2 separate regions of the Homo sapiens genome follow, and region 1 is linked to region 2. A link is a loop called in an ENCODE intact Hi-C map of the cell type or tissue named here. Cell type or tissue: PC-9. All regions are shown on one strand. Links, peaks and the distances in the headings refer to the core of each region. The heading gives the core; the rest is flanking DNA.

Region 1 (8,328 bases), core at 308-8,307, 55 kb before region 2:
TGTATGGACTGTTGTGTTTGTGCCAAGAACACCACTAGATCACATGACATACATAGCTTGGGAAGGTGGAGGGAAAGAGCGTTAACCAGCGGGGATCATGGTACACGGCAGAGAGGAGGGAGGTAAGAGCCACATGGCTGCATTCAGGGCTGGGCTTTCCACTCTCCACATGACCCCAGGCAAGCTCATGTCTTTTTTGAGCCTCAGCTTCCTCGTCTATAAAATGGAAATACTATTAGCCACTTCATGGAATGTCATGAGGATGAAATGAAGCATTCTACGTCATATGCCTGGCTGATGGTCACCATTTCTTCAGAGCTTACCATGCGAAGGCAATCTTGTCATCTTAGCAGAATCCTCTCCTCCTTCCTTCCAAAGACACTCTGTCCTTCCCCAGAGAGACTGGTGATTTTGTTGTTGTTTGTTTGTTTTGACTGAGTATTTTGGTAAATGATAAGGCCTCCTTCAAAACACTGGATAGTTGGAGTCAAAGAGAGGATTTTAAAGGCCATGGTGGGAAAAAGAGCTGGGAGAGAGAATGGGGCCCCTGGCCCAGAAGGAGCTTTGGGGAAAGAAGGGAGATGTTCAGAGGGGTTTCTGTTATATAGTTTTGCCGTGTGCTGTGTGGAATCACCTCTGCTCTCTGCCTCCCAGGGCTGGTGGTAAAATCTACCTCACATGGACTGCATGGCACTAGCAGGTCAGTTTGGGGTAAAGGGCCGGAAGCATGGAGACCACTTGGAACAGTCAGGGGAATGGAACCACCCCAGTCAGCCAGGGCACAACCAGATTATGTTACGGCCCGCTAGCTGCCTCTCCTGGGCCCCTCCACTGCATCACCCTCCAGGATCCTGGCACGAAGCCTTGCCTGTCCCTTCCCCCATCCTCCACCTCATCACCCCCTCCCCGGCTCTCTCCCACCCAGACCTCTCTGGGTCTGCTCCACTCCCTGCAGTCCCACCTTGGTTTGGCAAGTCCTGGCCCTCCCTGTCCAGTTCAAGGCAAACTCCTGTTCATCCTTTAGGATCCAACCTGAGCAGCTCGCCCCCTGAGAGGGGCCCCCAGCAGCTCAGCATGCCTCTTTTGGGCTGTCTGTAGCTTGATTTAGCTCTTGTTAGGTTTTATCCTTGTGTTCTTTTGTTCTAATTTTCCTTTTTTTTTTTTTTTTTTTTTTGAGACAAGAGTCTCGCTCTGTCACCCAGGCTGGACTGCAGTGGCGCAGTCTCAGCCCACTGCAACCTCCGCCTCCTGGGTTCAAGCAATTCTCATTTCTGAGCCTCTCAAGTAGCTGGTACTACAGGCATGTGCACTACACCCAGCTAATTTTTGTATTTTTAGTAGAGACGGGGTTTCACCACATTGGCCAGGCTGATCTCAAACTCCTGACCTCAGGCGATCTGCCCACCTTGGCCTCCCAAAGTGCTGGTATTAAAAACATGAGCCACCGTGCCCGGCCTAACTTTCCTTTTATAACACGAATGATAAGGAAACACATGAAGTCATGCTCAAACTAAAAATTCTCATCCATGCATTAAGCAGTGCTCAAACTAAAAATTCCCATTTGTGCATAATAATGAGAGATAAAGTTGTTGGCCTGTGACAGTGCTTTTTCTCTTTCGATCCTGACAGCAGTCGTGGGGCGGGTAGTTACCATAATTATTCCCACTTCACAGGTGAGGAAACTGAGGTTCAAAGAGGTAAAGTATCAAAACAAAGTTCCTCCCGCACCCCACCGCTAGGCTTCTCATTCCTGCTGTACCCAGCTGTCCCCCTAAGAGAGGGTGAGCCCAGGGACACAGAGGGGTGGCTTTTGTCAGCCCAAGAGGACGGGCCCCCTGTGTGCTCCTGGTGGGCTGGCTGTGTGGGTGCTGCCACCCTTTCCCATTTGGACCCCACCCACCTTCGGGATCACCTGAAAGTGGTTTGAGCTGTGTCTCTGACTTGCTCTGTGACCTTGGGGAAACAACATAACAACTCTGGGCCTTAACTTCCTCATGAAAGGAAAAGGCTGGACTTGGAACCTGGTACAGAGAGAAGTGTTTCTATCCTCTGGGACCTTCCCTTCACGGAGAGTTGAGAAAAGTCGAGATCATCTTGGGACGCTTTTCTTCCTGTCAAGAAAAGAGCTTGCCCCAGATTTCCTCACTGTCCACAAATTCTAAGGAGACGGAGGGGCAATGATAGGAAAGAAACAAAATGGACCTCTCTCTGGAAATTCAAGGCCTGGTCCTAGTTTGCCTCTTTCCATGGTTCTGTGGCCACTGCCCCATTCTAGAAGGAGCGAGCAGCCAGGCCCTTTCTGCTATCCTCTCTGAAGCGGAGTGACTGCTGATGGGTTATAAAGTTGGGCAATGCACCTGGGACACAGAGGAGCTTTTATTCCCCACCCCCACCCCCACCCCCACCCCCAGAACCACTGACTGGCAGTTCTCAAAGGGCCAGAAATTAACGAGTAGAGAGATGTTAGGACAGTGTTAACATCTCTGGAAAAAACAAATGCCAGAAAGATTCAGTTGACATTCTTCTTGCCATTCAATAAGCCAGAATCCTTCAGAGTTACACATTTAGCATTAACATGGGATACAGAAGCCACAAATTAAATTTTCACTGCAATGAAATTTTTTGAGGAAACCCACATTTGTGGGGCGTTTTGGGGCATGAGAGAGACTACTACCCTACTCAAGTCTTTAGGCCGTCCCTCACCCAGGTCATCTCCTTGGTATGACTTAGCCTCTTTCTGGGAGCTGGAAGGAATTCAGAAAAGCAAGATATATTGTTACTTCTTATTACATCAATGTGCATGTGCAGGAGTTACTTAGAATCCAGACAATCATCTCTTCAATGCTATCTTCCACTATTTTGTCAAGGTTCTAAATGAAGCGTCATCTGGTACTCAAGGGACCGTATTTTAAGAGTTCCGAGAAGTGCCACCTTTCCCCCTTTTGTAGAGTAACAGGAAAAGACGTGGTACAAGCGCAAATAATCCATTCAGTTCTCCAAGCTTGGATCAAGCAAAATATTTGTTTCTGTAAGTGTATTTTTGAAGAGCCACGTCAGTTGAGCAGATAAGGAGTTTGAAGACCTCTTACTCCAGGCAGGAACTGTTCTAGTAGCCCTAACAGGTCTTCTGTCACTGCAGGTCCTGTGTGCTTCTTTAGGAGAAATGACAACAGGGCTCAAAGTCACACACTTGCCTGTTCTTCTTTCCTTTCCCACTTACCTTCCCCACCCCCATCTAATATTTTATCTTTCAAATGCTGTTAGTTTTGGCAGGAAGAATTGTTGAATTTTCACTGGAGGAAAAATGATTCCCTTGCCTCTTAATGATAGATCTCTGCTGTATTGGTGTCATTGTATTAGGTTGGCACAAAAGTAATTGCGGTGTTCCAATTGCTTTTAATGGCAAAAACTGCAATTACTTTTGTGCCAACCTAATATGTGCACCTTTCTGTAAGAAAGGCTTAGCTTAGTGTCTTTCTGCTAATGTCACCCTCAGGGGCAGGCGTGGCCTCTGCCTCACCTGGCTCACAACTTGATTCCTCCTACATGTGTTGAGGGTGGGGCTCAGCTTTTGAGTTTGTCATTAAAAGCTTGAGGGCACAATTGTTGGGGATGACTGTATTTCCTTCGTGTCTAGTCTCTCTTTCTCTAGGCCTGGATTTCCTCAAGCGTAGAAGGTGCGTAATACGGGAGTGGCCTCAGGTGGCCCTCAGACCTGGCACACAGTGGCAGTGAGTTGTGCTATGGGATGGTGTCCCCTTTTTCTACTCCCTTCCCTGTGTCTAGGAGAATGCCACCATTTGGGGCTAGCTTCTCTCCAACACTATTAAGTACCTGCCAACCTCCCTTTTTAACAAAGATCAGGTCTTGGGCCACCATGAGTAGGCAGTCAAAAGTCATTGGCTAGCATGCAAAAACATTTTTTGATTTTTAAAATATTATTACTGGCAATTATTGCATCAATCCTGATTTCCTATTTATAAGAAATAGAAAATGTATGTTTTAATACATTTATGTAAGTTCAGTTTATGGAGAGCTCTGCGATAAGTTATGGCACCAACAGCAACCAGTCATGACAGCAGTTGCCAAGAGGGGACAGGCGCAGTGGCTCACAACAGTAATCCCAGCAATTTGGGAGGCCCAGCACTTGGGGAAGCCCAGGAGTTCAAGTCCAGCCTGGGAAACATGACAAAATCCTGTCTCTATTAAAAACTAAAAAAAAGAAAAGAAAAAGGAAAAGAAATCACCAAGAGGGAACATATGTGGCTGAAGTTGAGGAAACCCCACTCTACAGGACCTTTCGGTATGAGGAGGTCAGGTAGTCAGGAGGCCTCCACTTACATCCTTCTCCTCTGTTCCAGGCATGGATCCTGAAAAATTAGAGCGAATCCAGCTCCCCGTGCCAAATGCGGCCGAGAAGACCACCTACAACCACCCGCTAGCTGAAAGACTCATCAGGATCATGAACAACGCTGCCCAGCCAGGTGCCCACTTGGGGTGTTGTCTGTCCACAGGGCCACGCAGTTGTAGGAAGCAGACCCCACTGGGAGCCTGAGCCCTGGGTGCTAGGCCTGAGCCTTCTGAGAATCCGGGCCCATCCCAACCTCTCCCTCTGCCTCTCAACCCCTGCATCCTGGGCCAGCCCTCCTGCCTGCTGGGACTGTGTCTTAGCTCTGGGTCTCCTTTTGCCATCCCATCCCCTGCCACTTGGTAACCATCTTTCTTCTTCCACACCCCGCCCTTCTTTTGCTGAGATTGTCAATGTTTTCGCCCCCACCCCGCTATGTCTGGGTGGCCCAAGGTAATATTATGAGAAAGAACTAGGCTGACAGTGGAGTGAGGGGAGAACATTCGAAGGTTTAACGGGCCAGTAGACGTAGGAGACAGAGTTTTGTTACCAGCAACAGTTGTGGGTAGGTATGGAAACAGGTAGGAGTGAGAATGCGCTTGGAGAAAAACTCACTTGGACTGGGCAGCTGAAGAGAGGTTACGCTAGTGCTGGGGCTGAGTGGGGTGGGGCCAGGAGAGCCGATGGAGCCGAGACCACCCAGTCCTTGGTCATCCCTGGGGCTTGTATTATGTTTGGGAAGACCTATTTTTTGTGATAGCGCTTTTTCTTTTCTTTTTTTTTTTTTTTTGAGATGGAGTCTCGCACTGTCACCTGGGCTGGAGTGTAATGGAGTGATCTCTGCTCACGGCAACCTCCGCCTCCCAGGTTCATGCGATTCTCCTGCCTCAGCCTTCTGAGTAGCTGGGATTACAGGTGCACACTACCACACCCAGCTATTTTTTTGTATTTTTAGTTGAGACAGGGTTTCACTATGTTGGCCAGACTGGTCTCGAACTCCTGACCTCATGATCCACCCACCTCGGCCTCCCAAAGTGCTGGGATTACAAGGTTGGGCCACTGCGCCTGGCCTGCTGTTTCATTTTTTAGGCAGATCCCCTTTTCTCACTTATTTTCACCTGACTTACAATGCATTAACAAAGGGACTGGCAGGGAGGTGGGCAGAGGGGTGTATCTGCCTTTAGTTTTTTCCCAGTGACCTATCGTGGTCTCTGATGTTTCCAAGGCCTTAGAGGCATAGCCTGAAGGCCTCCTCCTCTCCACAGTGGGACCTTTCACCAGAAATAAACTTGAAAGACCCACAGAGGAGTTTGCATAAGAGCAGTTGTCCTTCAGTCAGTCAGTTACAGATGCTTCTAGGAGAGATGCCAGATGCGGGTTTTGGCTTTCTGAGCACCTGCAGTCTACCACTACCCAGCTATGAGACCTAGGACAAGTCACTTCACTTTTCTAAGCCTCAATCTTTCCAGCACTCATTGCAATAGGTTTTTATAGAGATTCCTTCAGGACCTATATAAAGTGTTCGGCACTGTGCCTCGTTCACAGTGGTAAGTAAGTAATAGCATAGTAAGTAAGCTGTGTTAGAGCTCTCTTGGTCTTGACAGAAACCCGACTCACTCTGGCTTAAACAATACAAGCAGACAAAGCTGTGTTAGCTTATAAAGACTGCTGAGGCCTAGCTTCAGGCAAAGCTGGATCCAGGGGCTCAAACAGTATTTTTCTACCTTTGGCCTCTGCCACCTTCTGGGTTGACGAGATAAATGCCAGCCCCTCCAGCTAGCCCTTTCTGCACTGAGACTCTAGACTTACTCTACGGGAGACACTTAGATTTGAACAGTCTAGTTGGAAGAGAGATCTCGAAGTGATATTTGTAGAATACTTTACTAAGATTAAAAATGCTGGCAAGGGTGAGGAGGTGGCCGATATAGATTATAATGCTTGTGCCCCTCAGGGCGTCACCACGGTCCTCTGCTCAGCCCGGCACAAGGAGAATTTCTCTTAACCCAGCAGTTCCAGCAGATTGTGAGGTTGAGCCTTACTGGCTCTGACTGGCTCCCTTGCCTGGTTCTTACCTAGTCACTGGGACCAAGGGAATATGGAGCACCCCAACTGGCCAGGTGATGTGCCCAACCCTGGAACGGGGAAGGAGGATCAGCTCCACCCAAATCACATGACCCAGAGTGGGACTGGCGGCTCTCTAAAGGAAGTGGGGGTGCAGGGCCACTTTCCAGGCCTCAACAGTGTTTAGTCACCCTCTTTTTCCTGCACCCTGTCAGTAAAGGGACTTCAGGGAAGTATTTGGTATAGGTAGTTTTGATGGAGAACATTGAATTCTAACTGATGGGGAATGGTTTGGGCATGGGGGGTTCCCACTGTGTCCCCACTGGATGTTGGGAGCCATGAGCAGTTGGTCTATCATGTGACCTGCTAGCCTCAACGTGGATAGGCAGCAGTCTTGGGTTTAAGGGCGCCCCACCCTGGGTGTGCAAGGCTTACCCTGGTGTGCTCTGCAGATGGGAAGATCCGGCTGGCGACGCTGGAGCTGAGCTGCCTGCTTCTGAAGCAGCAAGTCCTGATGAGTGCTGGCTGCATCATGAAGGACGTGCACCTGGCCTGCCTGGAGGTAACGCCCTCTCCGCTCCTCCTTCCTGTGGGCCAAGGGAGAGGGACAGGAGGACAGGAGGGAAGCTGCTGGCATCCAGATAGGAGCCCTGGCCCGTGGTGTCATCGGTCACCAGCTAGAAGCAGCAGGGGCTGCTCTCTTGAGACCCCACTCCAACCTACTTATTCAGCAGGGACTTCCTTTCAGCCGAGACTCGCTGAAGAGTCCACTTAATTGAGTTTTAGTAGTTTCTGTTGCAATTATTTGATTCTGTATTTGTCCTCAGGATTTCTGAATTTTTTCTTTGGTATTACAAAAGTTTTTTTGCACATACAAACACATCAACACACATACACACATTGATTATGGTTTTTGTGTTTAAAATATATGTTAAATTTTCAGTGGCTTTTATGGTACCTCTTATTTTCTATGTTTATTTTAGAAAATTTAGGAAGTAGAAAGGTAAAAGTAACAACTATAGTTGACATTTTGTCTGTGTCTGTGCACACACACACACATATTATATATGTAAATAATATATTTAAGTATTATAAGCAAATAATTATATATATAAAGAAGTATATTTACATATACAATATGTAAATATTATACACTACGTATATTTACATATGTAATATGTAAATATGTACATGTGAATATATGTAAATGAAACATCTATTTACATATGTAAATGAAAATTCATTTATAAGTGTGTATATATGTTTGTGTATATATATACACACACACACACACATGCTTACAAATGAATTTTTTGTCTTATACAAATGTAGTTGGGCCAAGTGCAGTGGCTCATGCATGTAATTCCAACATTTTGGAAAGCTGAGGTGAGAGGATCACTTGAGGCCAAGAAGTTGAGACTAGTCTGGACAACATAGTGAGACCCTATCTCTAAAAAAACAAAAAAGATTAGCCAGGACATGCCTGTAACCCCAGCTACTCAGAAGGCTGAGGCTGGAAGATTGCCTGAACCCAGGAGTTTGAGACTGCAGTGAGCTATGATTGTACCACCGCACTCCAGCCTGGGCCACAGATTGAGACTGTCTTGGAAAAGTAAAATAAAAAAGGAGTCATGATGGCCATATTTTATAACCCATTTTCCCCCAATTAACTGTATATTAACAGCTTCTCATGCCATTACAATCGAATTACCTATCCTTTCCCCATTTTCATTTTGAGCTCTGTCTCCTTTCCTCTCTCTCTCATTAAGAACTATTTTATAGGCCAGGCATGGTGGCTCGTGCCTGTAATCCCAGCACTTTGGGAGGCCGAGGCGGGCAGATCACCTGAGGTCAGGAGTTCGAGACCAGCCTGGCCAACATGGTGAAGCCCCATCTCTACTAAAAATACAAAAATTAGC
Region 2 (8,328 bases), core at 14-8,013:
TTATTTTATTTAGTTAGTTTTTGAGAGAGAGTCTCGCTCTGTTGTTCAGGCTGGAGTGCAGTGGTGTGATCTTGGCTCACTGCAACCTCTCCCTCCCTGGTTCAAGTGATTCTCCTGCCTCAGCCTCCCAAGTAGCTGGGATTACAGGCATGCGCTACCATACCCAGCTAATTTTTTTTTTTTTTTTTTTTTTTTTTTGGTATTTTTAGTAGAGAGAGGGTTTCTTGCCTTGTTGGCCAGGCTCGTCTTGAACTCCTGACCTCAAGTAATCCACCCACCTCAGCCTCCCAAAGTGCTGGGATTACAGGCATGAGCCACGGTGCCCAGCCTATTTTAATTTTTTGAGATGAGGTCTCACTACGTTGCCCAGGCTAGTCTTAAACTTCTGGGCTCAAGCACCCCGCCCACCTTGGCCTCCCAAGGTGTTGGGATTACAGGCGTGAGCCACCAAGCCTAGCCAGGATTTTGCCTTTAAAGCGCCTAATCTCCTTTCTCCATAAAGACGTGAGGTAAGCAGTTTTCCCTCCTGTGTTTATATCTCCCCCAACTCACACCATGAGCTGCTTCTATTAAAAGACACAGGAGATGGATAACTGGTGTTGAAAATGATATCACTTATTTCAAAGGGTAAAAGGGAAGTTGTGTGTGGCTTTCAGTAAAAGCTCACAGGCCTATTCAGTATCGGCCACTTGATGAAGAAGCCTTACTTTGTGGTGGATGCCCCCGGGTCTGGCCCCAGTGGCGCCTGAGAGGCAGCAGGTAGAGGCAAGAGCATGCTCTGAAGGCTGTGATTCACCTCGTAGGGCGGGTGGGGCTGTGTGCCCTGGCAGCCTTCTGCACCTACTGAGTCTCAGGCCTCCCCCACCTCTGCAGGGCTGTCCTGAGGGGCTGGCACTGCACAGGGAAGGGCGCTGGCTCGGAGATGGGTAGAGTTAGTGGGTAAATGGGTACTCCGCAGAGTCTGACCGCCAGCATTCAAGCTACCTCTGCTGCTTGCCAACCAGGTGACCTCAGCACATGGCTTAACCTGAGCCTCAGGTTTCCTTCATCTGAAAAATGAGGAAAATTGTCAGGAAAGCTTTGAGCACGATGCCTGAAACACAGCAGGCCTCTGATAGGTGTAAGCTCAAGTTCCATGACTCAGGCTGCAGATGATCTGCTAGGCTTTCTGGTAACCCACGGGTAGCTGAACTTGATGCCTGAGCTCCCCCTCGTAAGTTACCCCACTTTTCTTTGCAGGAAAGGTGTGCTTAAGTAACAGGTACTCAGCAGGGGTGTTCTGACACCCTGGGACTGCCATGGGTTTGCTTCCTCAGAAGGCTTCCCCGTCGGCTGCCCTCTCTCACTGTAGGGTCTGCTTGGACTCAGTGTGCAGAAGCCCTCCATTATCGACAGAAAACAAGCTCCTTAAAAACACACTTAGGCCAAGCACAGTGGCTCACGCCTGTAATTTATCCAGCACTTTGGGAGGCAGGTGGACAGATCACTTGAGGTCAGGAGTTCGAGACCAGCCTGGGCAACATGGCAAAACTCCATCTCTACAAAAACGAAAAACTAGCCACGTGTGGTGGTATGCACCTGTAGTCCAAGCTGCTTGGGAAGCTGAGGTGGGAGGATCGCTTGAGCCCAGCAGGTCAAGACTGAAGTGAGCCAAGATCACACCACTGCACTCCAGTCTGGGCGATAGAGTAAGACCTGTCTCAAAAAACAAACAAAAACAAACACACACACACACACACACACACACACACACACACACACATGCCAGGTGTGGTGGTGGGAGCCTGTAGTCCCAGCTACTTGGGAGGCTGAGGCGGGAGGATCACAGCCTCCCGGGAGGTTCCCGTGAGCCAAGATCATACCACTGCACTCCAGCCTGGCTCTGTCTCAAAAACAAAAACACACACAAACACAAAAAAGCCCATGCTTAAACCAATCCCTGGCTTGCAGGCATTTCCAGCATTTCCTTGAACGTTTTTGCAAATACAGATTTGAACATAACTGATTTCAGTTCCTGTCCCCAAAACTTTTGGTTCCTTCCTTCCTTTTGTTCGTGGCACAATGGTGAGAGTAGGTGCTCTGGAGTCAGAATCTATCAGGGTTTGAGGACTGGGTCTGTCGTCTATGAGCTGTATGACTTCGGCCGAGCTTCTGAAACTCTGTGGGCCTCGGTTTCCTCTTCTATAAAACACGGTGGTCGTGACAATTAAATATACTAACAAGCGTTTGATCCATAATAGAATCCCCAATGCATGGTGACTGTCGTTATCCTCATCATCATGACTGTCCCCAGTCTAGTGGGAGACAGGCCAGGAGGCAGGAAGCTCCCCCTACCCCAGTGTCGAGGCCCCCATGGAGCAGGGAGGAGCTGGGATGAGGAGCATCCTTACCTGGGCAATCTGTCCAGACCCATCTCAGGGATCTCCTCCTCCTGTACCCCCCACCACCTCCACTTCCCTGCTGGCTCCTACAGCCTTTGCACCCCCTTCTCATGGTGCTTTTGGGGCATCACATGGTGTGCACCCTCATCTCTTATGAATTCAGCTAGACCTGCTCAGCACAGCAGAGTGAGAGAGAGAAGGGCAGTAGGCTTCACTGGAGTGGCCCTTCCCTGCCATCCCTCACAGTGAGCCTGGGCCCTGGAGTTGGGACATTTGGAGAACAAAGCCACTTTTCCTCAGCCAGTGCGGTTACCGTGGCCATACTCGTCCCAGTGAGTATGAGTCTAGGACTCAAAAAGTGCTTCAAGGCCTCCTAAACCCTAGCTGACACTTCCTGTGGCACTCAGGCAAAGGAACAAACAGGCTTCCAGTGTACAGGCCGGGAGCATGCCCTGCTGGACACTTCAGTGATTCTGCCCGGACTCAAGGGTTGGAAGGTGGGCAGTGACTGGTCACCTTTCTCTTCATATCTATACCGCCTGGCACTGAGGAGTCACCAAATGAATCTGTCTTAAAGCAAAGTGGGCGTATTTTTGAAGAAGTAAATATCAGCCAGGCGCCGAGGGTGGGCAGATGCACCCTGGGCACAGCACAGGTGGAAGAGGGCAGGGCGTGTACAAGACTGAGCAAGAGGAGGTAGAAGGCGAGCCAGGATATGAGGGTGTGGCAGTGCAGAGAAGGGGCCCTGCTGAAGGACAGGAAAGTGGGCTGGGAGCAGCTCCAGGAAGCCCACTTCCATGGCACAGTTAGCAGGGATGAGGTAGCAAGAATGGAGGCGGCAGCTGGTGAAACATGCCTCTCTCATTCACCCCAGGTGAGAGGACAGTGACCCAAGCCACGGTGCGTTCAGGGATGGGGCAGGCTTGGTTAGAAGGGAGGACCCACAGGCTTCCTAGCCTGTTGGGGTGGAGGGGTGACGAGGGTCTTTGGACGACAGGCAGGTCCTATCATGTGCTTGTAGAAGCCATGGTGGTTAATTTCTGCCTTCTTTTGTAACTGTGGCATTAGGAAGCAGGACTGACCCCATTCCTCTAAATCATGCCCTGGTCTCAACCTTTCCTCCAGAGTACTTCCTCTTTTGTACAGGGCCCCTTCCCAGCCTGTGGCTGTCCTAATGAACCACCTTGCTGTGTCACCTTCAGGTGACCAAAGATGAAGGCTCCAGGGGCTCAAAGGGGAAACTGAAGGGTAACATGAGTCAGGGGTTCCAGAGGCTTGACTCAGAAGCTCTGCGCCTGTCCTGGGCAGGCCGAGCCTGATAAGTTTCCAGCCCTAAGGTGTGATTGCAGTAAACCTTCTGGAAGCCAGAGCCGGCTTCATCTACAGATGTGAGGTTTGTGGGAGGAGGCAGAAGTGCTCTTGTGGCTTAACGGGCCCTCTTGGCTCCAGCTGCTCAGAGGAGGGGCAGCTGAGAGCCACACAAGGCCTTGCCTCTGAAGTTTGAAGCATTTACAGGCACCACCTCCCCCCCTACAACTTTTTCCAGGCCACATCAGGCAAGCTCCTTTCTTAAGAACTGACCTTGTGTGTCTCTTTTTGCATCTGAGTTCTTTAGAAAAATCTCTCCCTTTTTTCCTGTGGGGCCCTGCATGCCTGCCTTGGCCCCACTGCCCGAATATGCCTTCTCTCATTTCCCTCCTGCCTCTGCCGTGTAGTTTCTAATGTAGCTCAAATGTGAAAAATTAGGTTTGCATGGTTGCCATGAATTTTACGTGAATCACATTTAAATCAATAAAGCCTGTAGAATGAATCAAGTTATCGTTATTATGAGGTAGCAGGGGGCTATTTAAAGGGGCTGTGGGCCTTTAAGCACATAATGGAAAAAGTTTCCTACTACTGGATGATCCCCGATAAAGCACTTAACCTTTTGCAGCTCTGGGCTCCCTCAGTACCTGTGATGCGTTTGAAGTTTCTACTTTCTTCTTAGCAGGTGTGATCAAGCAGAACTAGAATGAAAGTCACATTTTCCATGACTTGTTTCTTATTTGAACAGTTGCTAATCTTTTTTTTTCTTTTTTTTTTTAAGTGGGTAGTCTTTTAAATGACATTCTGTTTCAAATGTGTGAGCTTGGGATCTTTGATGTAAATAGCAGGAAAAAGTGGGCGGTAATGTTATGGAACGTGGAAAGCCTGCCTTTTCTAGGTCGTGCTTTTAGAGCAAGAACCAGAGAGAAGAAAGAAAGGAAAGAGAAGATGAAAAAGAAAAAAGGCTGTGCAGGGGTCACGGCTGGAAAGGCCCTCATAGCAGCCTGGCACATCATGTTCTGACTCTGGGTGCAGGGCTCCCCCCACCTCCCCATTTTCACCTTGATCAGTCCTGACATTCTCTCCACGGGCCAGCTCTGGTCTGTGTGTTGGGAATGACCACTCCAGGAACAGAGTCCAGGCAGTCAGCATAGCTGAGGGTTTGCCACAGTGCTCTGGACAGTTGAGTAAGACAGGAGCTACAGCCGGGCACGATGGCTCACGCCTGTAATCCCAACACTTTGGGAGGCCGAGGCAGGCAGATCACCTGAGATCAGGAGTTCGAAACCAGCCTGGCCAACATGGTAAAACCCCATCTCTACTAAAAATACAAAAATTAGCTGGGCGTGGTGGCAGGCTCCTGTAATCCCAGCTACCTGGGAGCCTGAGGCAAGAGAATCACTTGAACCCAGGAGGCAGAGGTTGCTATGAGCCGAGATCGTACCGCTGCACTCCACCCTGGGTGACATAGCAAAACTCTGTCTCAAAAAGAAAAAAAAAAAAAAAAAAAAGGGAGCTAGAAGCGTAGCTGTAGCGTAAGATTGGCACCAAAGGAGACCTTCACTTTGGAAGTTAATGGACTCAAACTCCTGGGTTCAAGCAGTCTTCCCACTTCAGCCTCCCAAGTAGCTAGGACTGCAGGTGCACACCATCACACCCAGCCATTACCTTTTAATTACACAAATACTGTGCAAATACCTTGTCTTTGTAAGAAAACAAAACTAAGGCCAGATACCATGGCTCACGCATGTAATCCCAGTTACTTTGGGAGGCTGAGGCGAGGGTTGTGGGGGATCACTTGAGCCCAGGAGTTGGAGACCAGACTGGGCAACATAGCAAGACCCCATCTCTAAAAAAAAAAAATTTTATGTAGCTGGGTGTTGTGGTATTCATCTATAGTCCCAGCTGCTCAGGAGGCTGAGGTGGGAGGATCATTTGAGTCCGGGAAGTCAAGCCTATAGTGAGCTGTGATGGCATCACCGCACTCCATCCTGGGTGACAGAGTGAGACCCTGTCTCAAAAAGTAAAATAAAATAAAAACTAAGTAATGTCCACCCTCCTCATCCCACTTCCCTGGATAACCACAGTCACAGTGGGTATGTTTTCTTCCAGACCTGTGTCCCAAGAAGCACACAGAGACCCACGGGAGGAATACAGACCATTGAAAGTTTTCTAAATTTATTTCCTGATTATAAAAGTATTATCTATTCACTGTAGAAAATTAAGAGAAACAAGCATTTAAAAAACACTTGTAACCATACCATACCCCAAAGATAACCACATGAGTTCATTTTACAAAAATGAGGTCACCCTGTGCACGCTGTTCGATAACCTTAATTTTTCACTCCAGGCCTTATGGGGGTGCCTTGTCCCTGCATCACCAAGCTGTGTGTCTCATCAAGACTTTTCCAGAGGTGGTGCCTGAGGCAATTCTTGGTTGGCAAATGTAGGAATATTTTGTCCATGTACGTAATCATGTCTTCTATGAAAGATGATGCTGATTTTGCGTTGATGTAAATGAAATTTTCCTTATAAATTTCAATACAAAGGGAGGGACATAATCTAAAGAAAACATCACATAAACGGTACAGGTGGTACAACTAGGAAAAAATCCTTAGGATGGTCAGGAAATGACTAAAGTTTAGGAACCACCATTTTAACAGCATTTTTAAAAAACTGACTGTATAACATGCCACCATGAGGGCCTGCCAAGATTTAGTTTCCCAGTATCTGTGAATTTTTCCCTTTTTAAGTCCTCCCCACCCCAAGTTTGAACTTCCCTGTAGCTGAATCTCTACACCCAACCATGAGAACGGCGGTAACCTAAAATTCTAGAACAGGTTAAAGGACATGCCCAGCTGAAAGACTTCTTTGCCAATTGCCAAGTTGCCCTCCAGGAAGGCTGTCCCAGTGTGAGCAGCTGGGTGAGTAACCAGGGGCTGTTTTCCTGATGAAAATTCACAACTGTGAGTAAATGCCTCACATCCCTTACCAATTTTCTTATCTGAAAGATTTAATCAGCTCCCTCGCCCTTGACAGGTTTCTTTCTCTGTGTTTTGGGGGCCTCTGTAAGTGCCTTTTAATATTTCCATTGTGTGTGTTAATCTTTCATTAGAATTTGATGCATCAGAAATATTTTTAAAAAGCTTAGTTCAATTAATTTCCTTCCCTGCCCTATTATTTTACTTCCTTCTTTACCTGAATCATTAATGGCAAGGAGCACCGACACAGAACTGAGTTCAGGGCTGTTCTAATTAACTCCCGGGGATGTTATGAGCAATCCATCAGTCCTGGGGTTGCATTACAGCCTCCGTATTTACTGGTGTTTTTTCAGTGAGCTTTCCCTGTGTGTGAAAAATCCAGCAGCTTTTTGGCCCCATTGGTTTACGTCTGTTTTATGAATGGCCTGAAACGTCTTGCCCCAGTGTCTGAGAGTGTGATGAGGAAAAGGATTTTGTGCTTTGCTTTGTTTTTCAATTATCCATGGGCTGTGAGTTCCTTGCATTATAATAGCAGGAGCACAAACCTATGATCAGACTCCACCAACTTCAGTGTTGGCTCAGGGTATGACCTTGGGCAGGTTTGTCTCCTCAGCTGGCCCACGGGCGACAGGTGTAGGGAGGTCTGCCTCCCACAAGTGATGCCACAAGGCCAAGTGGTATGTAGACTTGGCTGTGTGGTAGAATCACTTGGAGAGCTTTAAGGCGCCCGGTGCCCAGGTCACACCCCACACCAATTAAATCAGACTGTCTGGGGGCAGGAGCCAGCATCTGTTTTCAGTGATCCCAGGTGATCCTACATGCAGTAGAGTTTGGGAGCCACCGCTCTAGGGATTAACCGAGGCCTCTGCAGCACGCACTAGCATGGTGGCAAACAATGAGTTCTCAGTGCCCACCCCTCAACAGAAAAGCCAGAAGATGGAGACACAGAAGTCAGATCCTGCTCAGCCCCATCTCCAAGGAACGGCCATGTGAGCCTGTGTACTGAGAATGCGTGCCTGTGCACGCCGAGGATGCAGAAAGGGACAGGGGACCAAGTGGCAGGTAGCCTTTTCTTCTAAACTGCTACCAGGTATTTGCATCCCAGCCTGTTTAGTGTTGCTGCTGAGTCCCCTCCACCTTCAAGAACTGTCAGCCTCTTCAGTAAGGAGACGTGGGGTCCCAGCTGTGGCTTCCTAAGAGCTGAGCGTGAGGGCGTTAGTGTGGCCATCCATAATGGTATTTGGGATCTGACAAGTCTCCAAACCACTTGTCCATAGACCCTCCAGGGCCCTGCACCCTGAGAACCAGCCTGGTGGGGCTGGAGTCCTAAAATCTGCACTTTGTCCCAGTACCGGGTGCCCCAGGCTGCCAATGGGCCTCCCTTCGAGGAACCCTGGATCTCTCCCAAGACGCTGTGTGTGAGCTTCAGCCTTTCCAGTTGCCTGCACATTCTCGCCCAAGTGCTGTGTGTGGGAGTAACTTTTCAACTCCTTCGTTCAAGAGCCTTTCCCACCCCTCCACTGGGCCCAGTCCTATGTGGGGGCCAGGACAGAGAGATGCCCAGGCAGTGAGCAGGTCAGACCCTGCTCATCCTCAGAGGCCAGGGTGGAGGGAGGCAGGTGACCCATGAGGAATCCCTTCCAGCAGTGAGACCTGTGGCA

Evidence for each region. Hi-C counts contacts between places; a loop is a spot of excess contacts. Peaks named below come from ENCODE experiments on the same cell type or tissue, not always from the same donor. Only the 100,000 strongest peaks of a DNase experiment are listed, where the experiment ranks them.
Region 1: a loop joins it to region 2, with 2.8 times the contacts of the local background. A loop is called at or near these places in 5 of 110 quality-filtered maps.

The regions. Positions count from the first base shown.
Region 1 is chr16:11,035,393-11,043,720 of GRCh38, forward strand. CLEC16A (C-type lectin domain containing 16A) reads left to right here. Exons shown (of 24, transcript NM_015226.3): 14 at 4,362-4,484; 15 at 6,862-6,971. Among named protein-coding and RNA genes, the nearest start is that of CLEC16A, 95 kb to the left of the region's middle. In PC-9, for the core only: no CTCF peak of the experiment used is centred there; a DNase peak (open chromatin) is centred at 3,599; H3K27ac peaks cover 2,154 bases.
Region 2 is chr16:11,090,641-11,098,968 of GRCh38, forward strand. The region is part of intron 19 of CLEC16A (C-type lectin domain containing 16A); the gene reads left to right. Among named protein-coding and RNA genes, the nearest start is that of CLEC16A, 150 kb to the left of the region's middle. RefSeq lists enhancers at 772-861, 4,233-4,282. In PC-9, for the core only: no CTCF peak of the experiment used is centred there; a DNase peak (open chromatin) is centred at 3,641; H3K27ac peaks cover 1,444 bases.